Linked DNA regions of Homo sapiens: region 2 is linked to region 1. The links are chromatin loops, found by intact Hi-C in ENCODE. Cell type or tissue: K562. All regions are shown on one strand. Links, peaks and the distances in the headings refer to the core of each region. The heading gives the core; the rest is flanking DNA. Region 1 overlaps HSD17B12 (hydroxysteroid 17-beta dehydrogenase 12). Region 2 overlaps HSD17B12 (hydroxysteroid 17-beta dehydrogenase 12).

Region 1 (2,924 bases), core at 216-2,715:
GCCTAGGATATTACTGTAGACTTTATAAACGTTTAATACTTGGGCTATACTGAATTTATTTAAAAATTTTTTCTTTAATAACTAGCTTACTGTAACCCTTTTACTTTATAAATTTATCTTGCTTATCTTTTGGACTTCTGTAATAACACTTAGCTTAAAAAAGAAACACATTGTATACTGTACAAAAATATCTTCTTTATATCCTTATTCCATTTTTAATTTTTGAAATTTTATTTTTTACTTTTTAAGCTTTTTTTTGTTAAAAACAGAGATATAAAACATACACACTGGCCTGGGCCTACACCAGGTCAGGATCCTCAATATCAGTGTCTTTTACCTCCACATTTTGTCCCATTGGAAGGTCTTCAGACTCAATCACACACATAGAGCTGCCATCTCCTATGATAACAGTGCTTTCTTCTGGAGTATCTCCTGAAGGACCTGCCTGAGGCTGTTTTACAGCTAACTTTTTTCCTGTAAAGCAGAAGGAGTATACTCTAATGTGAAAAAGTATAGTATTATAGTAAATACATAACTCAGTAGCATAGTTGTTTATTATCATTATCGAGCACTATATGTTATATATAATTGTATGTGTTCTACTTTTCTATTACTGGCATAGTTGTAGGTTTGTTACACCAGCATGACCACAAACACGTGATTAATGCATTACGTTATGACATTATGACAGCTACAGTGTCACTAGATGATAGGAATTTTCCAGCTCCATTGTAATCTTAGGGGACCAGAGCTGTATATGTGGTCCTTTGTTGACCAAAACATTGTTATGCAGCTGCTGACTGTATGTGGTTTGCTTGCTCCACAGTTGTAGGCTTAATGCAGAATAATCTAGTTACCAACAGGATTTGTAAATAGGTCAGTGGCTAATAGGTGTTAGTGTAGGAAAGTGTAAGATACTGTACTTGTAAATAAAGACTTTTGAGAAACCAGGTTGTCAGGAAAACTGTCCAAGTCTTGCGTGTTTTGCAACTTTTTAGACCAACTAAATGCCGATCATCATTTAAACACTTACCAAATGTCTACTGAACACCTACCTTGTGCATGTTGCCTAGCAAGGAGACTAGAATCTTACAGAAGAATTAAGACATGTAGATGTAAGGAAATACAATTCAAAATAGAGTGGTAAAGTGCCATAGACTTAAAGATGTGCCAAGTGTTGTGGGAGTTTAGAAAGAGGAAGTTTTCTTTCACGTAAAGTGATCTAGAACAGTGAAGTTGGTGGATCTTCAATAAGGCTTTGATGGAAGAGGGTAGGAGGTGAGGTTCTGTGTTGGAAACAGGGCTTGTGGGGTGCCTGCATAAACTGCCCATAAAAATAGGGGACAATAAGTTCTGGAAAGCCACAAGAGGCCTCTGAGGAGGAAAGCCTCCTAATTGCCATCATGTTCCCATGCTCAGAGTGAGAGCTGCTCTCTTATCTGTAAACACTGTGTTCAAGGAGAAAGACACTCCTTTGAAGCGTTGGAATGTGGACAGATATGCAGGCTCCTAGTTAAGCCTACTCCCACCAGCTACTCTTCGATAAGTTAAAGATATGCTGTTTGAACACAAAGGAGATTCACTTAAACCGCCACTGCTATAGATTATGTGCATGACGGACTGCCTTCCATTCACCATTTTGCCCTGAACGTCTGCTTCTTAGATCTAAGTGACTGTACTCAATAAAAAGTGTGGAGACCAGAGCTCTGAGCCTTTTGCAGCCTCCATTTTGCAATTGGCTCTCTGGCCCCCACTCTTTATGCATTCTTAACCTGTCTCATTCCTTCATTGCCACTGGATTTTGAGTACCCTGCGGGTGGTGTTGAGGCTGGTCCCCAACAGTTCTGGGGTCTTGGAGAGGGGAGAAAAGTTTATCACAGAGAAAAGGAAGAGGAGAAAAGTGGAAACAATTAGAATATGTGTATCCATCACTTATGAAATGTTAGTGAATCAATAACAAGAATACAGTATAAAATTTGGATTCCTGTGCCTCTAAAAACAGTCGGGAGATGAAAAGTTACAGAAAATTATGTTCATTGCTACTCTAGTCACAATACCAAAGACATGGAATTAGTCCAGGTGCCCATCAATGGTAGATTGGGTAAAGAAAATGTGGTGCATATACACCATGGAATACTACACAGCCATGAAAAAGAATAAAATCATGTCCTTTGCAGCAACATAGATGAAATTAGAGGCCATAATCTTAAGCAAATTAACACAGGAACAGAAGACCAAATACTGCATGTTCTTACTTATAAGTGGGAGCTAAACACTGAGCACACGTGGAAATAAATATGCAAACAGTAGACACTGTGGTCTACTAGAGGGTGGAGGGAAAGGGGGTGAGTTGAAAAACTACCTATCAGGTACTATCCTCACTACCTGTGTGGTGGGATATATACCCACAACCTCAGCATCAAGCAATATTCCCATGTAACAAACCTCCACATGTACCCTCTATATCTAAAATAAAAGTTGAAATTAAAAAAACAAAAACAAAAGTTATGAATTGATCATGAGGTTGGAGGAGATTTTATAAGATGCTCAGTTTTCTGTAATTAGGTTCTCCCACAAACATTTAAATCTGTTAGTTACTAATGTTTCCTATAAACAGGACAATAGTGACAAAAACACATGGGTTACCTTTGGAAGATGCCAGAGTACCAGTTTATTTTGAAAACTGATAAATAAAGGCAAAAAAAAATTCAAACATTTATCTTGTGTTCTTATGCAATCTATATATCATGGTAACTAACTAATGAGGAATAATTTGTCTCTGGAAATATTCCAGCTAATAGATGAAGATGAATGATTGAACTCTAATATGACCATTTTGCAACCCCTAATGAAATAATGGATCTCAGTGGTGACCAGCAGTGGCTGCTAATATAACAAAACAAAAGATAACCAGACATATGCTT
Region 2 (2,924 bases), core at 217-2,716, 58 kb before region 1:
AGCAGAAGGGTAACACTGTTGTGTTTGCAACTGTAAGCCGAATTTCTTGTTTCTATGACTTCCCTAGAGTTATTGCCGGCCCTCTTTGGGAAAACATTGTTACACAGAGATAGATCAGTCTAGGTATTCAGATAAACTCAGTTAAAATTGCCTTTTTTAAAATGTCAATTGGCTGGGCGCAGTGGCTCATGCCTGTAATTCCAACACTTTGGGAGGCTGAAGTGGGCGGATCACTTGAGGCCAGGAGTTTCAGACCAGCCTGGCCAACATGGCAAAACCACATCTCTACTAAAAATACAAAAATTAGCCAAGTGTGGTGGTATGCACCTGTAGTCCCCGCTACTCGGGAGGCTGAGGCACCAGAATAGCTTGAACCCAGGAGGCGGAGGTTGCAGTGAGCCGAGATTGCACCACTGCGCTCCAGAGTGGGCAACTGAGCAACACTCTGTCTCAAAAAAAAAAAAAATTTAATGAATACAATAAAATGGGAATTTATGCTTTTTGTAAGGGATGCTACTTTTGTGCACTTCTTAGTTATCATCTCTCAGAGACCATTTCTGTCTGGGGGAAAAGTCTGATCACTGTGGTATGGGAAGTTCTTCTCTTACAGGGACTGAGTGATGGGGTTATTGAAACACTGAAACTAGGTTATTGCGTTGTCATGGTAACTCCATAATACCATGGTGTGGTAGTTGAGAAGCTTGCCACAAATCTGTATCAGAAAGAACGCTTTGTTTTATTTGTCGATTTTTGTCTACAAAACAATGCGTTTGCCCTATCTCTAACTGGCAATTCCAGGAAAACTATCCAGTTTCTGGAAAGTTATCTTTGCCACCATTTAGTGAAGTTATTTCCATTTAAATAACCTAGTCATTGTGGAAGAGAGGAAGGGCTAGACAGTTTAAGAACTTGAACAATTGGTGCCTCTCAAGAGTATTACATTGGGAAACAGTATAGCTAACAAACAGATTGGCTTTGGAGTCAGTGGGCAAGCTGTGCTGTTACTAAGCTGGTTGACCTTAGGCAAAAATAGTTAACCTCTGAGCATAACTTCTTTCATTTTTTAGGGGGATGATACTTTTCGGGATTATTATGACAATTAAATGAGATGTAAATGAGGTTCTAGTATAGTCCTTACTGTATTTTTATGAATATTAAGTAACATATATTTAAGAGCATCATTTGTTTGTATAGATTACTCTTATTGGATGAAAAGGGATTGTTGAAACTAAGAAATAATTGTAGTTCACTCAGCAGGTATACACTTGAAAATCTAAAATTATGAACAGACCAATTAGGAGATGACTAGTGCTACTGCAGAAGAATTCCTTGCTTGGGTAAAAGATTTACTAAGCAGTTCCTTTATATATAGATCCCCTTAGTGAGTAAATCTAAGATAGGAAGGACTTCAAAAAATTTGGTTATTTATAATTTTTCAATTACATTTGTAAAAACCTTAGAGTTATCTTTAAGTCTTCACCACATGCAGCCTTTTAGGAAATCCCGTTGACTCTGAACTTCAAAATATCCAGAATCTAGTGAGTTCTAAGCCACCACAGACTCTTGTCTCTCTAATAACAAGTTTCTTATCTCTCTGCTTCCACCTTGGCTCTCCTGCAGTTGATTCTCACACAGCAGCCACAGTGATCCTTGACAAGCTTTGGTCAGATTATGTGATGCTCTGCCTAGATCTCTCTAGTGGTTTCTCACCCACTCAGATTAAAACTCAGTATTTGTCTCGTGGCTTTGAATAAGGCTTTATTTTATTTTATTCTATTTTATATTTATGTTTATTTTTATTTTTTGAAGCTGGGTCCTGCTCTGTCACCCAGGCTGGAGGGCTGTGGTGTGATCTCAGCTCACTGCAGCCTCTGCCTCTCAGGTTCAAGTGATTCTCCTGCCTCAGCCCCCCAAGTAGCTGGGACTACAGGCGAGTGCCACCACACCCTGATAATTTTTTTGTATTTTTATTAGAGACGGGGTTTCACCATACTGACCAGGCTGGTTTTGAACTCCTGACCTCAGGTGATCCACCTGCCTCAGCCTCCCAAAGTGCTGGGATTACAGGTGTGAGCCACCGCACCCGGCCTGAACAAGGCTTTAAACCACCTGCTTCCTGCTTCCATTGACCTCTGACCTCATCTCCACTACTCTTACTCCGTTCCACCCACATACACCTCTTGCTGTTCCTTGAACAACCTTGGCATTGTTGCTTTGGGGCCTTTGCTTTTTCCTCTTCACGGAATGCTCTTCCCCCAGATATCCATGTGACTGACCCTTCTTACTCTCCTTCAAGTCTTTGCAGAAATATCACCTTTTCAATGGAACCGCCCCTCCTACCTATAAACTCACAGTCGTTTCTCCCTCACTCCCACTCCTATCCATTACCCTGCCCCACTTTTCCTTTTTGTCATAGCACTTGTCACCATCTCCCCTACTGTATACTTTGCTCATTTATGATGTTTCTGTTAGAATGTGAGCACTGTAAGGCAAGGATCTTTGTCTTTTAATCTCAAGCACCTAGAACAATGTCTGTACACAGTAAGTGCCAATGTACCTTTGTTGAATTAATGGAAATATCTGTTAAGTAAGGTATTCATACATATATATATATATATATATATATATATATATATATATATATATTTTTTTTTTTTTTTTTCTGAGACAGGGTCTCACTATATTGCCCAGGCTGGCCTCAAACTCCTGGGCTCAAGCAATCCTCCTGCCTTAGCCTCCTGAGTTGCTGGGACTATAGGCATGTGTCCCAGCTGTGTCTGGCTTCCAGTCTTTTTAATATTAAGGGATAATGATTTTTGTGAATTATCTTCTCTTTTTACATTCTCTTATCAGCTACAAATCTAACAAATATTAGCGGTTTCCCAACCTCTAAGAATGAAATTATTTAATCTAAAAATATAGAG

The links. Hi-C counts contacts between places; a loop is a spot of excess contacts. Peaks named below come from ENCODE experiments on the same cell type or tissue, not always from the same donor. Only the 100,000 strongest peaks of a DNase experiment are listed, where the experiment ranks them.
Region 2: a loop joins it to region 1, with 2.6 times the contacts of the local background. A loop is called at or near these places in 15 of 110 quality-filtered maps.

Annotation. Positions count from the first base shown.
Region 1 is chr11:43,746,134-43,749,057 of GRCh38, forward strand. The region is part of intron 1 of HSD17B12 (hydroxysteroid 17-beta dehydrogenase 12); the gene reads left to right. Among named protein-coding and RNA genes, the nearest start is that of HSD17B12, 67 kb to the left of the region's middle. In K562, for the core only: no CTCF peak of the experiment used is centred there; DNase peaks (open chromatin) are centred at 778 and 1,528; H3K4me3 peaks cover 237 bases.
Region 2 is chr11:43,687,760-43,690,683 of GRCh38, forward strand. The region is part of intron 1 of HSD17B12 (hydroxysteroid 17-beta dehydrogenase 12); the gene reads left to right. Among named protein-coding and RNA genes, the nearest start is that of HSD17B12, 8.5 kb to the left of the region's middle. In K562, for the core only: no CTCF peak of the experiment used is centred there; a DNase peak (open chromatin) is centred at 1,602.